Linked DNA regions of Homo sapiens: all the other regions are linked to region 1. The links are chromatin loops, found by intact Hi-C in ENCODE. Cell type or tissue: Caco-2. All regions are shown on one strand.

Region 1 (8,000 bases):
ATGGGGTATAAGCCATGAAACATTTGGGGCAAAAATATGGAACAACGTCTGGAAGCAAAACCCAAAGCAAATGGCTGTCTGAGAAGGCCTGGCAGCCACTTTGTTGGGTATTCTATTGTGGGACTCCTTATAACCGGCCAACCTCAATATTGCTCTCTCAATTGCCAAACTACAAAAATCAGAAAAGGGATGATTTATAAGTATGTTTTTCTGGCTGACTGTAATCTAAGAGGCAGGACTGTGCAGAAACATTTCAGCAAAGTGATGCCATGGTTTGATCACATTTTAACAGCATTTGTGTAATTGAGAAAGGACAGTTGTTGTGGTCTTTTCCTCCATATTGAGAGTGAACGCTGTCAGGAGGTCACCTTCTAAATAGAAGAAGTTGCATTTCTGAAGAATGTTCCTAGGCAGAGATACCTTTGAAAGGGTACTGAAATGGGCAGCCATTTTCTTCTTTCTCCTCACAACTCTGTTTCCTGAAGCCTTGCAAAGCACTTCAACATGAATGAAAAAACAAACCGACAAATACAACCAACAAAACTGATATCATGGTACCCATGGCTTTTGAGTCACTCTGTTTTTCTCCACTCTAGCTGTAGCAATGGGCTGGTTCTTGGAATGATTCTGTAAGGACACGTGATTAGTAAGATCCCACAAAAATGGCCACTGGCTTAGATTTAGGGAAAGATTTTATATGATGTTCTTCATTACTGGACACACTTAATGCTTTGATTAGTGGCATTTTTCTTGCCTACTTATTAAAAACATTCCATGGAATGTAGATGGTTTCTCTGTACCCTTCCCCTCTCTCCTCAGGCCCCTATTCCTCATTCCTGATATCTTGGTCTTCTCAGGACATCAATCTCACAGACTGTTCCCATAAGTGCTTCCTCTGCAGAAGATGCTTTCTCTAGCCCTCTGTTAGTATCTCTAAAACCACATGACAGGACCAATCCCAACCTTTAATAAGAAAAAGCCTCCCAAACACTTAGGTGACAAAATTTTTAGCATAAAGTATTTGTCAAGTAGTCTCAATAAAGAGAATTATTTCGTTGTCCTAAGTATTAGCAATGATAATCCTTATGCTACCTCTCCCAGGTATCTTATACAAAGGGGTCATAATAATTATTGTCTATTATTATTAACCCAGTTCCTGTTCTTGTGGACATCAGATTCTTACTATGCTTAAATGTCTTTGGTTAAATACCTGTCCTCAATGTCGCAGACCACTGTAGGCCCTGAGTCTGGGCTGGTCGCATCCTCTAGAGTCCAAGAGCTGGCTGAGGCTCTTTCCCAAGGCAGAGAACCAGAAGAGCTCTGACTACCAGGCTCTATTTCCTCATGTGACTTCATGCACAGCTTAAGTCTGCTCTCCACCAGGCTGAATGGAGAGCTACAGTGTCTCTCTGAGTCCTGGAAGGGAGAAGAACTACACCTTTGGGCTGACTGCACAGGGGACAGTCCTTCAGCTGCCCTTAAGGGCAAGTCTTTTTGTTCCTCTTGCAGTGAGTTGGCTTCTGGAACACCAGAAGCATGTGGGGGTGGCTCTAAGGGTCCTTTTGGAGAAGCTATTTTCTCTTCCTCTGGTCTGGCTGCCTTTGCTTTCTTTTTGAGGGACCAGTTTTTCAAACTGGCCACACCATTTCTCAACCATGTGCTGGGATGAAGAGTTACAGAATGCATTTGTGAATGCCACTCCATGGTGTCCTTCTTTGTATAGGCTGGGCGGCTGCAAGCCTGCCCTGATGAGGGACCGGGCATTCCGGAAACATGGCTGGCATTGCTAAAGTCAGGAGAAAGGTCTTCCCGTTTTCTCTGAGCCTGAAAAGTGCAATCTATTGGAGAGGAAGTCTCAGTGGGTGTAAACACAGAGTGTTCAGAAATCTGAGAAAAAGCACTGTCTTGGGAGCTTACTGATGAGCCGGATGGGGAAGTGCCTGGGGAGGATAAGCTGGAATAGCTGGTCCTTGGGCAAAGGTTTAATCTTGGGGGTAAAACCTTCTCAGTGTTTTGGTTTGTGGCACTACTCTTGCCCACCTCAATCCCCATGACTAAACTCTGATTAATGAGCTTCTGCCCCTCCATTTGCAAAGACTTATGCCGTTTGAGATAATCCTCCTCTCCATGCAAGAGACCAGCTTCACAGCTGGTTTTATGTTGTTTCTTTGAATAAATTCCCCTGAGATAGGTCAGCTTGCGGTTCTGGTCTTCTATGTTGGGCTCTGAGCAGCGCCGATGTGTCCTTGGACCCTTGAGGGCATCTGCTGTGTGTGGTGGGGAGTATCCAGATGTATTCACATCAAAGGGCTGGTTCTTGGAATGATCCTGTGAGGACATAGGACTATAAGATGCCACAGAAATGGCCACTGGCTTAGACTTAGGGAAAAGTTTCACGTGATTTCCTTCACTACCAGACAAGCTTTTCTTCTTAGTGTTTTGAGTAGTGGCATTTTTCTTGCTGACATCAGTGCCTGTGACTAAACTCTGTTTAAAACATGTCTTTCCTTCCTCCTGGAGGGGTTGATTCTGCTTCAGATAGTCTTCATCTTTTTGAGAAAGAATTGCATCACAGCTGGACTTGCGTAGCTTTTTCTGATAAAACTCCCTGAGGTAGGAAAGCTTTGAATCCAGATAGTCGATGCTGGGCTCTGAGCAACGCCGGTGTCGCCTCAGGCTTTTTGCAGCATTTGCTGCAGCTGTGGACAGGTAGCTGGGTGTGCACATGGCAGATGGGGCCCTGGCATGATCCCGCAGTGGGATCTTTGTGTACACTAAAATGTTCACCGGCTTGGATTCAAGAGGCCGTTTCATTTGAACATCTTCATCTTTAGAATGGGCCAAGTCAAAGTCGCTTAGGGTTAAAAGGCCTTCCACCTCGGGCTGGTCAAGATCATAGTCACTGAGGGTTAAGACAGAGTCCATGCTTCTGCTCCCCTGGCCAAGTTTCTTTACCAAGTCACTGCATGGTGCATCAACATCCTCATTTAGCTCATTTTCCAAGCTGTCATAGGAGGAGTCATTCAGTTGAAAGCAAGAAATATCTGTCAAAAAAATTAAACCATGATTAACATATTTACTTACCACAAATATACTCATGCTTCCTTAAGAACAAATTCTCTTTTCATGTGAAGTGTTCAAATTCCTACTCTCAAGAAAGAGAGAATCTTTCACAATCTCAATTGTTAGTGAAGAATAAAAATAAAATTGCTGGGGTATAGGAGATTTATCTCAGTTCCTGACGAATGGGCTTTCCTTAAGTAAGATTTTCTTAAAGCAATGAACATGTCATATGACCAAGAAATGGTAAAAAATATGAAGGAATTATTGCCTTCATGGTATAAGTATATCCAGATTCTGAGTAAGACTCTGCCTTCTAACAGATTGCTAGTGGTTATACATACTTAACACTAGTCTTGGGGAAACCATTTACTAACTCTAACAATGTCTCTTTTACAAAGTTCCTTAATATCCATTACCTTATTTAATCTTTACAACAACCATAAAAGTTAGACATTATTTTCATCCACATTTTAGAGATAAAGACAATGATGTTCAGTGGCATAGAATAATTGGCCAAAGATAACATATCTAGTAATTGATGGCACAAGGATTCATATTCTGAAGGCAGCTGTATGTCTTCGAATTCAGTGTTCCCCCACCTCAAATGATGCTAGTTGTTTCAAACTGTTTCATAGCACACTAGAATTCTGACGTGTCTGAGGGACCAGTACAAGGAAGGAGAGGACAAAAAAAAAAAAAAAAAACATTCATGCCTCTACTACCTCTGGGCTTTCTACACCAGTTTCAACCATAGCAGTTCTATTATATATATTAGGGTTATTCATAAAGTTAAAAAGCCCATCAAAAAACATCATACCACAGCATGCTGCCACTAACTTATTGAAGGCTGGAACCTAATCTCTATATAGTTCTTAATCCCACTACACTGTTAACATATGCTGACCTATTGGCAGGCCATCTAAGGAAGGATCAAAAAGCCCTGGGCCCCATTGACCTGGATCAGAGGCTCCTTTCACTTCAGCTGCTGTGGGCTCCAGGAAAACCCCTATCCCAGCACGTTTACAAACAACCATGTGTCTGTTTCTCACAAAAACCAATCCAATTATTCACAATACCTGAGGCATTCTCTCTAGTGTCACATCTCACTGAAACCTCTCTGAAGAGGGAAGTGATTTCTTCTCCAAATATCCTAAGGCAATTCTCAATCAGAAATTGTATAAGCAGGGAAACCTGTAAGAAAAAGGACAAACGAAGTATTACTTTTCATATTACATGTTTATAAATCACATTTCATATATAAATCCTGATTTTTAACAAAAACCACATCTACCCAGAGAAAAATTCATATCGGCTTTAAAAGTACATTAAACAGTTTCCCTAAAAAACTATGATACTTTTAAAAGTAGTTTGGGCATAGAAATGTAATCAGTGGACTAAAGTTATTATTTGTAGCCTTGGCTTAATGTTTTATACCAATGGCTCTGTCTGTAAAATTGGGTAAAGAAATATATTTTGTTATTAAAATTTATAAAGCATCATTAGACAAAGACTTATAAAAACTATTTCTTGTGTAAAGGGCAGGCTGTCATAAGCTTGGGAAGAGGGCTCATCTGCGAGTGCACTGTGAAGGAGAAAGACAGCTAGAAAGAAAACTTGTGTTCCTGACTAGTCTCTACCCAGTCATTTGGCTGACAGGTCTATCCATGTACTGCCACCTTCTGATAGGCTCCCTAACAAGAGGTGCTTGCAGGGAAAGGTAAGAGTTTACTAGGGAGCTTTGTGACTCCATTGAGAGGTACTGGAACCTTTCTGAAGTTCCCTTGCCCCAGTAGCTGAGGCCAAGGGGCAGGAGAAATGTTAAGAGCAAAGGGAACTGATATCCCCACACCCCTTATTAACTGTCAGGGACTACAGGAGTGTGATTTCAAGTAACTACTGTATTATCACCGACTCCATTTTATTTTTAGATGAGGACACTGTGGGTCAATGTAATTTTGCCCAAGACTGTACATCTGGCAAGGGGTGGAGCTGAGAATGGAAGCTTAGCTGTCCTAGTTCCAAAGTCCTTTTTTTCTTTTCATTTAAAAAATCTTATCAGCTGCTTTATCACTTTATGGTTTTAATCATGGTGTTTAGCCTCCTTAAAGGGAAAAGAGAAGTAACCCATCTGCTATCATTTTCTACTTAACAATTCACTTTCCTATAGTCTACCAGTAAAGTCAAATTTATAAGGATACGGTATATTTAAGTTATTTAAGAAATCATCTTTTAGAATACCCCAAATTTCAGTTTCAAAACGGGGACTCAGTCTCCCAGGGCATAAAAATGAAAAACTTCATTACCTTTTTTGTAAATTCGTTTTCTAGTTCTGGGCTGGAGGAAGCAGGAGGCCAAAGAATACTTGGAGCGACACACACAGCTAAATTAAATGCAGTCATCTGATTGGATGAGGAATGTTGCTCAATGTTGTGTAACACCCCAAAAAGATACCTTAGGAGAACAACATTGGCTCTCGGAAGCTGGTCTAATAGCCTAAAGACAGAAAAATTACTCTTTAAGCAAGACATTTCATTCAAAAACTTGTAAAGACAAGCAACTCTCACTTTGAATGGGGAAGAGGGAAATCAAGAACACAGTTCAGATATGCAAGAGTTTCAGTTAACATGGTACCATACAAAGTGAGGACTGCCTGTACAGAAAGAAAAAATAGGCATTGGGAATTTATTTTTTGTTTTTGTATATTGTCTTCACATCTCAAAGAAAATGTAAAAGAATGCAGAAAAATATTTCATTAAAAAAAATGCTGCCTGAAATATTTCCCTGAAACTAGCATAATGCAAACTTAGGCCAATCCTGTAACATTTCAGAATATTTTCAACCAAAAACAACAAAAAGCTTTCTGATAAAATTAAACAGCAATTTATAAAATGCTCATTTAAGTAGCAACACAGAAATGCTGTCTCTTGGTAAGAACCCAAACCTTAGCTATCAAGACGTCCAGGTCCATTTTGAGAGCTTATGTTCTGCTCCACCAACTTCCAAGGTCAATTTTGTCCTAAATCTGTTTCATTGTATCACTTTCACATATCAGTTGCTTATAGTAGATTTTCTGCTGTTCTCATGTTGTAATTGATAAGGGATTTGTAAATGATCAGTCAGCAAAAATGACTACTATTATCCCAAAAAGTACAAATATACTGATATTCATGACTGTTTTTTTTTTTTTCAATAGAAACCTGCAACCTAGGGAAAAGATGATAGTCTGACTGCTGCTTGCACAAATAGCAGGGAGGCCTTTCTTTAGTACAATGGACTGACAATGAGCATAGTTTTTGTAAGGGTAAGTTATGAAGGACTTTGAAATAGAACAAAAGATTACTGGGTGTATTCAATGGAAAATAAGGCATCTAGCATAAGCTTTTGGGTTTTCTGCTTCTATGGGGCCCTAAGATTTTTCACAATAAGAGCTATTTTACAACTCTGTGTAAGTTATAACTAACTGATAGCAGTGCATCTAATACTTGTCTAAAGATGTGAAAATTCTGGTGGAGAGAACTGATTGATCTGCATCCCTGCCCTGATAGAAGAGGTCAGTTTTGTTTGTATTTATTTGCAAATTCACTTTAGCATTTCTGATTCATATATATATATGTGAATATATAAATGAATATATATGTGAATGTAAAAATGAATATATGTGAATATATATATGAATATATATGTGAATATATGTGTATATGAATATATGAATATATGTGAATATATGAATATATATGTGAAAATATATATGAATATATGAATATGTATGTGAACATATATGTGAATATATGTGAATATATATGAATATATGAATATATGTGAACATATATGAATACATGAATATATGTGAATATATGAATATATGTGAATATATATGAATATATGTGAATGTATATATGAATATATACATATGATTTCAACTTTGAAATTTCCTTTGAACTGGTTGTAACATCTTACTAATCTTACTAGTTCCCTCATAAACGATTTAAACAAAATATTTCACGTGTTTATATTTGCATGAGAGTCATAATTTTACCTTTTTCCAAAAAAATCCTTTAACAGCTTATAGGATATATAGCAACACAGTTTAGAATTTGATGCTCACTATCTGAATGGTTTACGCCAAACTATAATGGAAGTGGAGGTGGTATTTTGTTAAACGGCCTTGGTTTCTGGTGTCTTCAGCAGCTGTACTATGTTCTACTGGTGAAAGTTGTAGATAATTCATATATGAAAGTTGCTTAAGAAAAAACAACTGTACTAAACAAGCAAATGCAAGTAAATAATATTGAGATTCTTGAGTATTCACAGAACTAGAAATACTGCTTTTTGTTAAGGGACATTTCTTTCTTACTCTCTTATAATGCAGGAAAAGTCCAGGAATGGGGTAGTGAGTTCTACCAGCAATTTCCCTTTGCATGAGTAGAGACAGTACATCCTTTGTGATCAGACGTCCTTTGCAACTCTGCTTTTCCTTTCCACTTTTCAAGGACTTAACTGTGTCTTTGCTGTGCTTCCACAACACTCTCCAAATCTCTCTTCTAGCACTGATTGTACTGCATTGTAATTCTTGATTTTTCTATCTACCTTACCAGACTGAGTTCCATGAGAAGACAGAATAAGTCATTTTCTCTGTATGACTTCAGTTGGTGAATGCAATATATGATGAGTTGTCTGGTTAAATATTTACAAAAATTAAGATCATAAACTGAAGATTGGGTGTATAGTATTAGCTAGTGGACTAATGGATTTCAGCTCCTATCAGATTCAGGTATATGGAAGGTGTACAATCTTCAAGTATTACAATGTTCAACTATAAGATTAAGAAGGAAAACAATGACAAACTAGCATACATCTATTTTTAAACTGGTCCACATGGATATGACTTTGATAGCTGTCATTATTTTAATAAATAATCTTATAAAATATTTTTAAAG
Region 2 (8,000 bases), 110 kb before region 1:
TCATATGTAAAAAGTGATTAGGAAGAACTTGAAGTATCATTTGATGCTTAATAACTATTGAGTAGTTTTTTTTTTTTTTTTTTGGTGGGGGGAGCGGGGGACAGGGTCTTACTCTGTCACTCAGGCCAGAGTACAATAGTATGATCTCGGCTCACTGCAACTTCTGCCTCCCAGTTTCAAGGGATTCTCGTGCCTCAGCCTCCCAGGTAGCTGGTACTACAGGCACGGACCACCACGCCTGGCTAATTTTTGTATTTTTTCTAGGGACAGGGTTTTACCACGTTGCCCAGGCTGGTCTTGAACTTTTGAGCTCGAGTGATCCACCCACCTCAGCCTCCCAAAATGCTGGGATTACAGATGTGAGCCACCGTGCTTGGCCATAACTATTGAATGCTTTCTATGTGGAGAGTGCTTGTCTTAATTTTCTGTTGCTATAATAGAATAACACAGACTGGGTAATTTATAAAGAAAAGAGATTTATTTGGATCATGGTTCTGGAGGCTGGGAGGTCCAAGAGCATGGTACCAGCATCTGCTTGGCATCTGGTGACAGCTTTCTTGCTGCATCATTACATGGTGGAAGGGCAAGAGAATGCGAGTGAGAGCAAGAGGGCAAAATGATTATCCTTTTATCAGGAGCCCACTTCTGACATAACTAACCCACACCTGAGATAACGGCATTAATCCATTCATGAGGTCTCTGCTCTTAAAGGAGATCACCTCTTAAAGGACCCACCTTTCAATGCCATTACACTGGCAATTTAATTTCAAGATGAGTTTTGGAGGGGACATTCAAACCATAGCAGTGCTATAATTTTAAAGTACTTCAAAGCCAATTTATTCTCTTAATTAGCTTCATTATTCTTGTCTTTGTGTGTGGATTACCTAAACTCTCCTTCCAGAGCTACTTTAATGATTATATTCAACCAAAGCACTCTAAAATTTAGAGTATAAATTGTCTTATATTTCAAATTAGAAAAGTTCAAATGAAGTTTAATTGTGTTATTTTATAAAACCTTCTAAAATTATTAAATGGAGGATATAATCTATAATTGGTTTGTATAAAGGTGATTTTTCAGTTTGAAAAAATCCTTCTGTATTTGATATATGTGTGTTGTAGGTAAATGTGTTGGTTTATCTATTGCTGCAAAACAAATTACCCCAAAACTTAGTAGCTTAAAACAAGAATCTTGTATTATTTCAGACAGTTCCTGTGAGTCAAGAATTTAGAGTACGGAGCAGGGATAGCTTGTCTCTGCTCCACAATGTATTAGGTCTTAAGCTAGATGACTCAAAGGCCAGGTTCTGGAATCATCTTCAGGCATATTCTTCATATGACTGGTGTCTGCTGTTGGCATCAGCTGGGGGGTCTAGGAGAAGATACTGGCTGGAACACCCACACGTGGCTTCTCTGTGTGGCCTGGACTTCCTCACAACCTGGCGCCTGGGTTCCAAGGGCAGGCATCCTCAGAAGAGCATGCATGCCAGGCAGAACTGGATCCTCTTTATGAGCTAGTTGTGGAAGTGACACAGTATCACTCCCAACTATTCTTTTCATTAGAAGTGAAGCACTAAGTCTGGCCCATCATCAGAAGGGAGGGGTTTCCAAGTATTTGGAGATATCAGAGTAACTGTTAACTTATTGGCCCCTTATCTCCTGTGAATATTGGCCTTTTAACTAACAGTGTTCTAAACTTAAGAGGAGCTAGCTTTTTCTCTTACATTTGAAAGATTCTTGTGTCTGCTTTATTATGATGGCTCACTTGTTTTATTCTATAACTCCCAACATTTTGCTTCTTGACTATTGATTTAAATGAAAGGAAAAAATAGCGGGCTCTCTTTCAATGCTGTGTAATTTTTTTTTTTTTTTACCTTTTGTAGTCATTTTTCCACCAAGAAAGGCATCTTCCTTTGGTATAGAGTTCTATGTAATTATTGGTTATGTGCTAATACTTAATATTGTATTTGGCTTTCACAGATAAAACCAACCTATAATTAAGTAATTCAGAACCACTGAATTTCTTAAGTGAGCTGTTCTAAGGAATTCTAAACCTTTTGCCTTTAACTGTGAAAATACTGTCTAATTTTTCTGTCTCAAAGGACAGCTTTCCAATTTTCTTACTAGCTATTTAAGTATCATATGATGATCCATGTGGTCACTGTAGTGGTCATTCAACAGTTACTAGAATGATTATATTTACTTGAAAAGTTGTTTTCTAGGAGAGACTTCGACTATTCATATGTTTCCCCATCTTTTCTTTTTCTTCTTTTTCACAAATCTTTTAATTGTTTTTCCTTCCTTAAACTACCTGAAATTTTGTGGTAAGCCACATTTTGGATCAGAATTTGTTAGATGGCTTTATTTATAGCACAACTTATTGTTCTATTACCCAAAAAAATAGGAATAATGTATTTTACATTACTAAAACTTTATAAAGTAAATAAACCATAGTAAGACATTCAAACATTACATATAAACTTTGTTTTCTATTAGAGAAATATTGAAGAGTAGAAATGTGATCTTGGTTAGGCAATGACAGGATTCTTTTAATGTGTCAGTATGTCACATGATATCAAGTTATTTTTATCAGATTTTTTTCTGTTTATAATTTCTAGAATCTGAAAAATTAGAAAACCAGCTGGCAGGAGGAAGGCATGATCAGTAGCAGGCACAAATACATGTGGCTATAATAGAACAGAAATGGGGAGTTAAAGGATAATTTAAATCTACCAGTAGCAGCTTCCAAGGGGAGTTGATAGAAAGGATCTCACGGTGAGGGGCATCACTGCCTCAGTGACTGTTAGTAGTAAACTATCTAATAGAGGTCTCTTTCCTTTTTCCTTTGACTCCCATTTGCTTATTATCTAAGATATTATTTGTCATGTAATTTTTAGACTTGATTTGATAGTAATACAAAATTAAGCAAGCAGAGCCTTTTGCCTTTCTGGCTCCCTTGCTTACTAGTCATTTCTGAAATCATCAGCACTCAGCTTGGTTTACCTCAGTGGCCTTTATCACTGTCTTGTCTGTCCCATTACTCTGCTTCAGGGCGCCCTTTAGAGCATTTACTACATATGGCATATGTAGCATGTACTCCATGTAGCAGTTAGCACATCAGCAGTTTTCATCATCAGTTTTTCCCTGATAGAATAGCATCTACTTTTTTTTTTTTTTGAGACAGAGTCTTGCTCTCTTGCCCAGGCTAGAGTGCAGTGGTGTGATCTGTGCTCACTGCAACCTCTGCCCCACTTGTTTCAAGCAATTCTTGGGCCTCAGCCTCCCAAGTAGCTGGGACTACAGGCGAATACCACCAAGCCTGGGTAATTTTTTGTATTTTTAGTAGAGACGGGGTTTCACCATGTTGGCCAGGCTGGTCTCGAACTCCTGACCTCAAGTGATCCACCCGCCTCAGCCTCCCAGAGTGCTGGGATTACAGGCCTAAGCCACCGTGCCTGGCCAGCGCTTACTCTTTTTACGAATAAGGACTTGGTTGGTGTTCAATTTTATAACTGCAATGTCTATCATAGTATTTAGCCCACAGTAGGTATATAGTAAGTGTTTGAATTAATCAAATCCTGATCTTACAAGGAATCTGCTTCTAGCATTTGGCTCTGGCAGTCACTTGTTATGGATGGGACTACGTAAGCTCAATACAGACCAATATACTGAGCTTGCATCCTAACTAAACAGGAGTCAGGTATTACATAGGAATGTTTTTTTAAAAAATGAGGTAATTTCCACTGCATTGAAAAGGACAGTGTTCAATTCATCAACTTTTTTTTTTTTTTTAACATATCTTGGAGGAAACCGCCTTCAAATGAGCTGAATACAGGTCCCTCTGCTAGTTTTGATCTTGTAGGTCAGTGGTTCTGAGGCATGAGTGCTAAAGGTCCTATAGGTGGCACATGGACTCCACCTTCCTGCATCACGTGTTTCCGTTGTGATCATTCCTCCAGATGAGTGCTCTTCCATCACTGGGAAGCACCTGGCCTCATGCATTTCTGATAGGCCTTGGTGATGTCTTACCAGTCTTAGGCTTCCCATGGATTCTAATGAGGATTCCTCAAGGTATGGGAAAGGGATAGGTGGTCCACAGAATATTCTCCCCAAGCAAGCAAGCCAAAGACTGAGAATTACAGAAAAACACTTTTCTTAGTATTTTTAAATTTTAATCTTTTTCTTTCATACAGCTTTATTTGTTTCTTATCTGAACTCTAAGGACTGAATGAGACTGAGAGAGACAGCAAAGTCAGCTCTCTTACGTAGTAGGGGAAAAGCATCAAATTTATCATTTAAAGACCTGGATACTGTTTAAAAATTATCTGAAAATTGGAAATGAAGAACTGCATGTCTCTTCAAAGTTGTATATAGAGGATTGTCTAACTGGGTCACTGAAGGATGACTTGATGTTTTATTAGGATGGGGGTTAACAAACTGTGTCGTAATACAGTTGTATGGGAACACAACCATGCTCATTCATTCCTTACTGTGAATAGTTGCTTTCATACTACAGCAGCAATGTTGAAGAGTTGTGACAATGACCACATGGCCTATAAGGCCTGGAATATTTGCTGTCTGGCTCTACGCAGTTTAAGTTTGCTGACCCCTGTGCAAACTTCGTCAAAGGTAACTTTGACTTAGTGCGTACTCTTGATTAGTACCCAAACTCTCTAAAGTTAGATATTAACTTAGAAAAAATTGATAAGTTTCAAAAAAAAATTTCTCTTTGGTAGGGAAGGTAACTCCAAGAGTTAACGGTTTTCTTGCCTTGAAGGGCGTTATCCAGTTTTGTATCTATCTCTGCAGTCTTATTTCCCATTGACATTCTTTTTTCCATTGACTGCATGTGTCAGTTTCTCATGTCCTGCTTTGAGCCACCCATTGTCATTCTGCAGGTCCCTTCATTAATGAATTAAATAAATCTTAGACACACGCTCACTATATATTCCAATGAGAGTGTTTATTGTATGGAGAATTATATGTTGTCTCCTTGAGGCTTGGCAGTGCCTCTTGAATGTAGTCATTTAACCCTCTTGGGCCTCAGGTAACTTCTCTGTTAAGTGGAAATAATTATCCCCAGTACCTTAGCCAAATTACTGTCTCACCCAAATAATAATTGGACATAGTTTTGTAATTTAAGTTAAAAGATGTTATGTTTATGAAAGAGTTTTGTTAGCTGCAAAGCGCTATTTGTTGGATATTGCTTCTTGAAAAAATACAGATCTTAGGTATTAAAGAATAGGTAGAAGCCTGTTAGGTATGAATTATGAACAGATATTCGATTCTTTGACTTCTCCATTCAGAATAGTTATTTTTAAAAAGCAAATATGTAAAGATCTTTCTGCTCTTAAGCCTAACCACTCATCTGATGAGTGTACTGAAAATAGAAGTGGTTTATTGCAATATGTCAGAGAAGTATTCTACTGATAACCACCCATACATGAAATCTTAAAGAAGTAGTTATGAGTTGGAAATTTCTAGGTTGTAATCAGAAGAGGGAGCAAATGACAGAATACAGCTGTGCATTGTTTGGAAGTGGGCTGGAAAGAATTCATTGCCTCTTTAATTGAAGAAAAGCAAAGAGTGACACTAATCAAAGTAAAAGAAGGGAAGTACTCATAGCTGAAAATGGAACTATAAATTGTTTGCTTTTTAGAGCAACATCAGTTCTTTGAAACCCATACAGTTCCTTATAATATTCCAAAACAAACTGCCATATGGAAACCTGTTTAGAAAGGAATAATAGCACTCTACCCTCCTCCCCAGCCACTAAATTGAAACATACGTGAAAATTTAATGTAGTTTTTTAATCAAGCTCAGAAAATTTTTTTTTTTTTTGAGACGGAGCCTCGCTCTGTCGCCCAGGCTGGAGTGCAGTGGCGCGATCTCAGCTCACTGCAAGCTCCGCCTCCCGGTTTCATGCCATTCTCTTGCCTCAGCCTCCCGAGTAGCTGGGACTACAGCTTGGCTAGTTTTTTTGTATTTTTGGTAAAGACAGGGTTCCACCGTGTTAGCCAGGATGGTCTCAATCTCTCCTGACCTCGTGATCCGCCCACCTTGGCCTCCCAAAGTGCTGGGATTACCAGCGTGAGCCACCGCGCCCAGCCCAGAAAAAAAATTTTTAACACACTTTTTGACAGTCTGATCTAATTTTTTGAAGTATGAACATTGGGTAGATCTTGCCCAGTAGATAAACCATTCTTTTTTATTTTATTTTGTTTTATTATTTTTGAGATGGAGTCTTGCTCTGTCACCCAGGCTGGAGTGCGTGGCACAATCTTGGCTCACTGCAACCTCCGACTCCCGGGTTCAAGCAATTCTCCTGCCTCAGCCTCCTGAGTAGCTGGGATTACAGGTGCGCACCACCACACCCAGCTAATTTTATTTTTAGTAGAGACGAGGTTTCACCATGTTAGCCAGGCTGGTCTTGCACTCCTGACCTCAGGTGATCCACCCGCCTTGGCCTCCCAGCTCATGCTGATATTACAGGCATAAGCCACCACACCTAGCCAAGAAACCATTCTTTGAACACAAGCAAATATACTTTGGAGAAAAATTTAATAATCCTGGCAGGGCTACATTCAACATAATTCTGTTATGGGGGAAGGCAGCATGCTTTGGCTGCTCAGTGAGCTATGTTCTGTACAACCAAGTGAAATTGCTAAAAAAAGATTCTCCTGTATACAGTAACTTAAAGTGATGCAGTCTACTTAAGATCAGATCTGAGTTACAAAATCAAAAGTGACAGCTCCTATGTTCTTTTAAAGTCCAATCTCTTTTTTTCATTGTTGTGCTCCAAATGCCTTGAGTACCTGATGTAGAGTAGGTGGCTAATAAATATTGGTTGAATTTCTTGAACGAATCTGTTATGAAAAGATCTACTTTGCTCATCTCTGTGCCCCAATAGCAGGAGCTTGAGGAGAAGGAGAAAATATTGGGTCAGAGCTTTTGATTAATATGTATGATTCTATTAAACGGGTTCACTAAACCAAAAAAGGCAAAGGAAAACAGTTAAACCAAGAGTTCTTGAGGTTAAAGTCTTGTGATGATTAAAATCATCATCCTAAGATGATGATGACATAAACTTTCAAGTATTTTCCTGTCTTTATTGCTTTTGTAAGTTGGTCAAACTCTTCAGTTCTTTTAAGAAGACTGCCAGAATTTACAAAACTGTTGATGTACACAGTGGAATGGACATACTTTGACCCAGCACCCACGTCTACCAGCCTCTCCTTGCATGTCCTGAGGTGCACTGCAAAGTGGCTATACTTGTGAGATATAGAGGTTTCTTTTATTTTAGAGGACAAAAGAGAGGGTCACCCTGGGAAGCTGACTTTCCTGGCTTTTCTTTCCTGCACCAGGGACTAAAACCTACGTCCAGCCATTGTGCCAGCTCTCAGTCAGCCAGCCTGTTACTTTTGGGCAGTACTCATTGCACAGTCTTGGAGCTCTTCTGCAACCCCGGTGAAACCCCATCATTTGGAGGCCATGGCCTCATCTTGATGTAGTTAAAGTACACACCTCAAAATGCCCATTATCAGGCTCAGAATCCATGCTGAGTGGCAGGATAACAGCTGATCACAAGGTATTAGTTATGAAACAACCTGTTGGCACTCTTCTGTCTCCATTATTACCCAACTTTTTAATGCTATAAGTCCAATTTTGTGGATCAACTACAGCCTACCAAGACAAAAGTTGTTTGGAGAGAGAGCAAAGGAAAAACTGAGCAGGAAATAAGTAAGCCAACAGTCATCACCTAATGCAACTGCACAGAAAGGCTGAAAAATATTTTAAGTCATTTCAAAATGTTTGTAGATATCAAAGAGACAAACCATCTGGGTGAAATATTCCATTACTCTTCTTTCTTTTGTAGGGGCATTAATATTGAACTGGAAAAATCTCACCCCTGCCGAAGTTAACATACTTTGTACTTAACACCTCATTCAAAACTCTCAAGCAAGTTAAGTTCTAATTAGTAATAAAACTTACAAGTGCATAGC
Region 3 (8,000 bases), 130 kb before region 1:
TGTGTATATATATATATACGTATATATATATATATATACACGTATATATATATATATACGTATATATATATATATACGTATATATATATATATATATACACGTATATATATATATATATATTTGCAGAACAACCTCTGAGCTGCCTCACTCTGGGCACACTGCCTATGGGATAGCTGTGCTCCACAAGGAGTCCTACTTCTGCTGCTGCTGTATGCTGCTGCTTCAATGAAAGTTGCTATTTAACACGACCGACCCGCCCTGAATCGTTTCCTGGGCAAAGCTAAGAACCTTCCTGGGCTAAGCCCCAATTTTGGGGCCTGTCTACCCTGCATCAATTCTATATGAATTTTAGAATAGTTTTTTTATAATTCTGTGAAAAATGATGTTGGTAGTTTGATAGGAATAGTGTTGAATCTGTAAATTGCTTTGGGCAGTATTATTTGCTTATTTTTCTGATGAGGTATTGTTTATTTTTATAGGTTAGCAAAAGCTCTTTAAATGTCCTATTTGATAAAAATTGTGAAGATGAAAATTTTAAACATTTATTTAAATGGCTTCCAACTGCTATTTTACATGAAGTTACATATTCTCAAAATAGTGTAAAATGCTTTTTGCATAAATAATTTGTGTGGATTGCTTTATATTAATTTCTTCTAAATTAAAACATAAGTATTATGATCTTAATACTTGAAAGTATTCTTTTAAGTTTTTAAAAGTATTTTTTTCTTCATCACTTGTGACTATATATTACAGTACAGTTTTTTTTAAACCGCAGGTGACAACTATTACAAGGTCATGAAATCAATTTAGTCACTCCCAACTAGCATTTTAAAGAAATCAAAAAGAACATATAAAAACATATCATCTTTTGCAAGGGTATTATCTTAGGAAATGTTTATTTAGCTATTTTACAAGTATATATGTACTGGGTCATGATGTAAAATGAAATTCGTACTGTGAGTCACAGTTAAATAAAGTTTTTTCTGAAAGTCATTGGTTGGAATGGAAGAATGTCCTGCCTGGGCTTCTTTCCCAGCTGTATCCCTTTTTCAGCTTTGTGACCTTGGGTTGGGTATCTAACCTACTCATAACTCATCTTTTCATCTGTAAAGCAGGGATAATATTAATATCTACCTCATAAAGTTGCTGTAAAGATCAAATGAGTAAATCCAAGCAAGTCCTAAATAAATATTAGCTAATATTGTTAACATAGGTATTAATACAGATTCATTGTTCATTATAGCAAATTTTAAAAATACATTTAAAAAGAATTTAACACTTCATATCATCACACAGAGATAAGCACTGAAATAATCTTTTTTCCGAATACCCAAGAAATATAGAAAATTTAATGTAAATTTAAAAATTCTGCTGGTATCATAGAAATTCGCGTATTCAGACTCAGAAGAAAAGCTTTAAAGATCAAGTATCCTGACATGTCCACAAATCTTTGTATTTAAAGATAAGCTTGAGATAAGTAAGCTAAACTAGATTCACCAAAGACAGAGTTAAGCCTAAGCTTCTTTCTAGAATAAAGATGAGAGAAATGAAATCAGGAAGGGTGCAATGTTATCATTATAAAGAAGAGCTTATTACCACAACATTATGGGGGCAGCTGTTTCATTAATTCCTAAGGCTGAATGCAGGAGCCCATCTAAACACTGCATTTGTCATAAGTCATACAGATGAACACCGTACTCCAAACATGGCTGACCGAAGTACTTAGTTTCTTTACAGTTTCTCCCTGGGTGATCTCATCCGTTCTGTGACCTTAAATCCTTTCTAGATATTGATAAACTCTTAAATTTACATCCTTAGCTCAGACCTCTCCTCTGAGCCCTGATTTACAGATCTAACTTCTTGCTTTACATCACTTCTTGGAAATCTAACATATTTAAAACAGCTTTTGCCTTTTTTCCTCCTGATGAAACCTGTCCTTCCTCGAGTCTTTCCTACCTCAGTAATGAGCACCACCCGGCTGCTCGAACCTGAAACCGTAGAGCACCATTCCTTCCTCTTTCTTCCCAACCTGACATCCAGTCCATCGGCACCTCCTGCCAGTTGTGCCCCCAAGATTCGCCTCCAGCATGTCCTGTTGGCTCCATCCCTACAGTCGGCACGAGGGGCTGGCCAGCCACTGGGCGCCTGGAGCTGTGCTAACCTGCTTCTGCTCTGGAGTTTAACAGCCAGGTAATTTGTCCTAACAGAAATCAGACATGTCAGTCCCCTGATTAAAAGCCATGAGTGGGCCAGGCACAGTGGCTGACGCCTGTAATCCCTGCACTTTGGGAGGCCTAGGTGGGCAGATCACAAGGTCACGAGTTTGAGACCAGCCTGGGCAACATGGTGAAAACCCGTCTCTACTAAAAATACAAAAATTAGCCAGGTGTGGTGGCGTGCACCTGTAATTTCAGCTACTTGGGGAGGCCAAGGCAGGAGAATTGCTTTAACCCAGGAGTCAGAGGTTGCAGTGAGCTGAGATTGCACCATTGCACTCCAGCCTGGGTTACAGACTAAGACTCCATCTTGGAAAAAAAAAAAAAAAACCGAGATGGGCGGATCACGAGGTCAAGAGATTGAGACCATCCTGGCCAACATAATGAAACCCCGTCTCTACTAAAAATACAAAAAAAAAAAAAAAAAAAAAAAAAAAAAACCCAGCTGGGCATGGTGGTGCATGCCTGTAATCCCAGCTACTTGGGAGGCTGAGGCAGGAGAATTCCTCGAACCAGGGAGTCGGAGGTTGCAGTGAGCCGAGATTGCACCACTGTACTCCAGTCTGGCAGCAAAGTGAGACTCCTTCAAACAAACAAACAAAAAACCATGAGTGTCTTCCTTTGCACATAGGATAAAATCTGTATTCCCAGCCGTAAAAGGCTCTGCATTATCTGGCCCCATCTGCCACTCTTCCTCTTTTTTGTTTTTTTCTCATTGTTCTTTGTCTCACTTTGGTGATACTGGCCTTTTCTCAAGAGCTTGAACTCACCCAAAATTCCTACCTTTGAGACTTTGTATATACTTTACCCTCTCCCTGAGACACATCCCTCTCTCTCCCATCCCCAAAATTTAGCTTTTCATCTATCAAATCTCAATTTATGTACTTCCTTAGCGAGGCTTTGCCCAGCCACCCAGTCCAAAGTAGTGGTTCTCTTGTTACCCTGAACCCATTATTCTCTTTCTCAGCATCTTGTTCACTTGTTTTATAGTATTTGTCACAGTTTAGTAATTATGTATTTCTTGTGTATCTTTCCCAATAGACTGCGATGAGGGATAAAGTCATTCCTGTTTAATTCCTCATTGTATACGAAATGAAGTAATAAGTGAACACATGAATAAAAAGGGACAGTCATAAATTTTGGAAACAGTTCAAACTTATAAACATTCTCATTGCCAACTTTTATATTAATATAGATCTTTTGGATGATGCAGGTACCTGTTTTCAGAGTGTATCATAATATTCTGTCACTAGGGGGCAGTTACACACCTGAGATTCAACTTACCTAGTTTACTCTCAAGACATTTTTTTCTTCAATATTACCTGTTTTCTTCATGTGTCTGTTTTGAGGGAAATTATACAAATTGGAAGATCCTGATTGTGTTTGTATAAGTTTATTTGTATTCCCCTCATGCTTGAGTCCCTATTGATATAATGTATTTCTGACTATGCTAGATCAATCTTTAATCTAGAAAATTAGATTTTATATTTACACATAATTTCCATTTCTAATATATAATATTCCCACACAGCCATCCTCTAGATTTTTGTTTGGGAAAGGGGTTAGGTGTCGGGGCAGGCAATTGTATTGTCAGCATCGTAGTAGATAATACAAAATGATCTTAATATGAGATGCACACACACAAAATGTCTTTTCCCGTTGGCAAACACTCAAGTTACATGAAAGGAAAGGAGCAGAGCAGTCTGCAGAGATCTGACTTTCTCTAGGAATTAATTTCACAGCTACAACTTCTGAGGATTTGCCCAAGTACTTACTATCATTATTCCTGTTTTAAAAAAACAAAACTTGGTTCATGAGTTCACCAACCTTGAAATTAGTAAGCATGCTTTACTATTCTTCATGTCATTTTATATGCATATATTTGAAATTGTGCAGATTAACAGTATTGAGATTCTTACTCTAGCAAAATCAGAAGCATTGCAGAAACCAAAACTGTTGTCAGGAATCCTGTAATTTTAAGCTGGCAGGCTGTGTGAGTTGTAAATTTTACATTTGTTACTGCAGCTAAAGATGGACCATTTTAGCTAATAAACAAATCCCTGCCATCCTTTGTCAGCACCATGTGAACCATGCTGTTTATAGACATCTGAATATCTGTATGATTTTCTTGACTATGGTGATGATATTTTAAACTGTGGTTATAATTTAAAATCATTTTTAAAGCCTGTATCAGTTTCAGCCAAGCATTAAGTGCTAATACTGAAAAATGTATCTGAAAATGAGTTATTTTGGAATAGAGGTTAGATATAACAAAATGTTAGGAAGAAAGCCAAAAACCTGTCATGATACATACTACTGTTAATTTAGGAGAAAGCACTCTGAATTGTTAGCCAGTATGTAAACAAAATCAAAGCAGTACTAAAATGTATATACTTTTAAGTTCATGAAAATTGTTGTATAACCAAGCCAGGATGGTGGCTAAAATGCTAGCACCAGGGGCTAATATCAGTGTTGCTGTAAGGTGTTCCTAAATCAGGTTATTATCTGTGCTAAGGCATGAAGTATGTTATTATTATTAATTTTAATTGACAGATCATAATTGTATTTATGGGGTAGGTACAGTGTGATGTTTTGATACATGTATACAATGTGGAATGATTAACTTAAGCTAATAAACATATCCTTCACCTCACTTATTTTTTGTGATGAGACATCTGAAATTTACTGTTAGTAACTTTTGAAATACACAATACATTATTATTAACTGCAGTCACCATGCTGTTGCTATAGATTTTTTAAAATTAATTTTTTATAATATTTTGAGACAGAGTCTTACTCTGTCACTCAGGCTGGAGTGCAGTGGCATGATGTTGGCTCACTGCAGCCTCCACCTCCTGGGTTGAAGTGATTCTTGTGTCTCAGCCTTCCTAATAGCTGGGATTATAGGTGAGCACCACCACACCCAGCTAATTTTTGTATTTTTAGTAAAGATGGGGTTTCACCATGTTGGCCAGGCTGGTCTCGAATACCTGACCTCAAACAGTTTGCCTGCCTCGGCCTCCCAAAGTACTGGGATTACAGGCATGAGCCACTGTGCTCGGCCTGTGCTAGAGATCTTAAACACAAATTCCTCCTAACTGAAACTTTGTAGCCTTTGAACAGCACATGCTCATTTCATTTCCTTACCCCCACTCCCATCTGCTGGTAACTACCGTTGTATTTTCTAAGGCAGTGGCCCCCAACCTTTTTGGCACTAGGGACTGGTTTTGTGGAAGACAAATTTTCCATGGGCAAGGTTGGGGTGGGGATGGATTTGGGATGATTCAAGTGCATTACATTTATTGTGCACTTTATTTCTATTATTATTACACTGTATCATATAATGAAATAATTATACAACTCATCATAAGGTAGAATCAGTGGGAAGCCCTGAGTTTGTTTTCCTGCAACTAGATCTAGGTCCCATCTGGAGGTGATGGGAGACAGTAACAGATCATCAGGCATTAGATTCTCATAAGGAGGGTGCACCCTAGATCCCCCACATGCACAGTTCACAGTAGGGTTCTCATCCTATGAGAATCTAATGCAGCTGCTGATCTGACAGAGGTGGAGCTCAGACGGTAATGTGAGCAATGGGGAGCAGTTGTAAATACAGATGAAGCTTCCCTCACTTGCCCTCTGCTCACCTGCTGTGTGGCCTGTGGCTCGGGACTGCTGTAAGACATGATGTATTTTTGGTTATTTGAAAGGTGGACATAGTAATGAAAAGAATTTTACATCAAACATTTGTTCTACTTAAGTATATTTTAAAACAAAAATGTTTGAGGATTTTAGATTTTTAAACTTTAGGAATCCACTTTTCTATTTTGTTTCTTTGAGAAAATAATTCTTGAAATATGAGACTTGTACAATTTCCAAAATCTTTGAGAATGCATTTCTCATAAAACATCACTTTGTGTTTACATATATGTGTATATCCATGTATATATATACATGTACATACATGTATACACATAGACATACACATTTTCCCTGTTCATTTACTTTTATATAGCCAACCACTTATAAAGACACTAAAAGCTGACAGCCACCAATATTACTCTGGGGCTGTGTATATAATAAGTTATATAACTTTTGCACCTCATTCCTTCATATACATCATATATTAGTATACCCATATTGTGATCAGCTGCAAGTTTTAGCCTTGTAGTTGTTGTTTGTTACTTTTATATCCTTTATTCTTTTATAGTTTTATAGGTTATCTTCCACTGTTTATTTTGTAGGGTTCTCTGTGTATATGAAAAGCCAAAAAAAAAAAAGCTCCCCATTTTGTGAATAGCTTTTGTTTCCATAATCTATTTTCAGGTCAGCTGCTTGTTATTTGGAATTTGTTTTCCCATAAAAAATAATGTTGGCTAAATTTTTGAGCCAACACACAGAACCTATTTCTTCACAACTGACTTAATCACCATTTATAGCTTGTTTTTTGGGATAAAATGCATTGCACCTTCTAACTCTTGTAATTGTAGCTGCTGCTGCTTTTCTTCTACTTTTTTAAAGAGACAGGGTCTCATGCCAGTCAGAATGGTGATTATTAAAAAGTCAAGAAACAACAGATGTGGTGAGGTTACAGAGAAATATGAACACTTTTACACTGTTGGTGGGAATGAAAATTAGTTCAACCATTGTGGAAGACAGTGTGGTGATTCCTCCAAGATTTAGAACTGGAAATACAATTTGACCCAGCAATCTCATTACTGGGTATATACCCAAAGGAATATAAATCATTCTGTTATAAAAATACGTGCATGTATATGTTCATTGTAGCACTATTCACAATAGCAAAGACATAGAATCAACCCAAATGCCAATCAATGATAGGCTGGATAAAGAAAATGTACATATACACCATGGAATACTGTGCAGCCGTAGAAGGAACAAGATCATGTCCTTTGCAGGGACATGGATGGAGCTGGAAGCCATTATCCTCAGCAAACTAATGCAGGAACAGAAAACCAAATACCACATGTTCTCACTTACGTATACCACATTTTCTTTATCTCTTTATCACTTGAGAGATATTTGGGTTGTTTCCACCTCTTGGCAATGGCCAATTGGTTTTTGACAAAGGTGCAAAGCAATTAGTGAAGAAAGGGTATTCTTTTCAACAAATGATGTTGAATCAATTGGATATTCATGTGGGAAAAAAAAGGTGCATCAACCTAAACCTCACATCTTATAAAAACATGAATGCAAAATTGACTTAGATCTAAATGTAGAACTTAGAACTGTAAACTCCTAAAAGAAAGAACAAGAAAAAATCTTTAGGACCTGTGGGTAGGTAGGCAGAGAATTCTTAGACATGACTGGAAAAGAATTTATATATAAATTCTTATATATAAGAAAAATAAATTAGAGTTCATCAAAATTAAAAACTTTTGTTCTTCCAAAGACACTGTTAAGGGACTGAAAAGCCAAACTACAGACTGGGAGAAAATACTTGTAAATCACATATCCAGTGAAAGGACTTGTATCCCGGCTATGTAAAAAGCTCTCCAAACTTAACAGTAAGAAAACAACACAATTAAAAAAATGGGCAAAAGATATGAACAGACACTTCACCAAGGAGAATTTAGAGATGGCAAATAAGCTCATAAAAAGATTGAGGGGCATCTGGACCTGAACTTGTATGTGTGAATGAGTTTGTGTTGTTTAGAGTTTCTCCTAGAGGCACAAGAGACTAATGGTGATGTCATACTCCCAAGTGGCTTTGGGAAAAAAATGAGGCAAAGTTAAAAAAAAAAAAAGATATTTTACACCTT

What was found. A loop is a pair of places that touch in the nucleus more often than their neighbours do. Peaks named below come from ENCODE experiments on the same cell type or tissue, not always from the same donor. Only the 100,000 strongest peaks of a DNase experiment are listed, where the experiment ranks them.
Region 2: it touches region 1 in a loop (2.5-fold over the local background); 1 of 110 quality-filtered maps calls a loop at or near these places.
Region 3: a loop joins it to region 1, with 3 times the contacts of the local background. A loop is called at or near these places in 1 of 110 quality-filtered maps.

Annotation. Positions count from the first base shown.
Region 1 is chr11:110,578,182-110,586,181 of GRCh38, forward strand. It overlaps ARHGAP20 (Rho GTPase activating protein 20), which reads right to left. Exons shown (of 15, transcript NM_001384657.1): 13 at 5,367-5,556; 14 at 4,140-4,254; 15 at 1-3,044. The coding sequence ends at 1,189. LOC124902753 (a long non-coding RNA gene) reads left to right here and starts at 5,552. Exons shown (of 2, transcript XR_007062888.1): 1 at 5,552-6,364. In Caco-2, no CTCF peak of the experiment used is centred here; a DNase peak (open chromatin) is centred at 4,762.
Region 2 is chr11:110,463,834-110,471,833 of GRCh38, forward strand. It overlaps FDX1 (ferredoxin 1), which reads left to right. Exons shown (of 4, transcript NM_004109.5): 4 at 1-1,051. Among named protein-coding and RNA genes, the nearest start is that of FDX1, 38 kb to the left of the region's middle. In Caco-2, no CTCF peak of the experiment used is centred here; no DNase peak of the experiment used is centred here.
Region 3 is chr11:110,444,647-110,452,646 of GRCh38, forward strand. The region is part of intron 2 of FDX1 (ferredoxin 1); the gene reads left to right. Among named protein-coding and RNA genes, the nearest start is that of FDX1, 19 kb to the left of the region's middle. In Caco-2, a CTCF peak has its summit at 3,465 (motif pointing right); no DNase peak of the experiment used is centred here.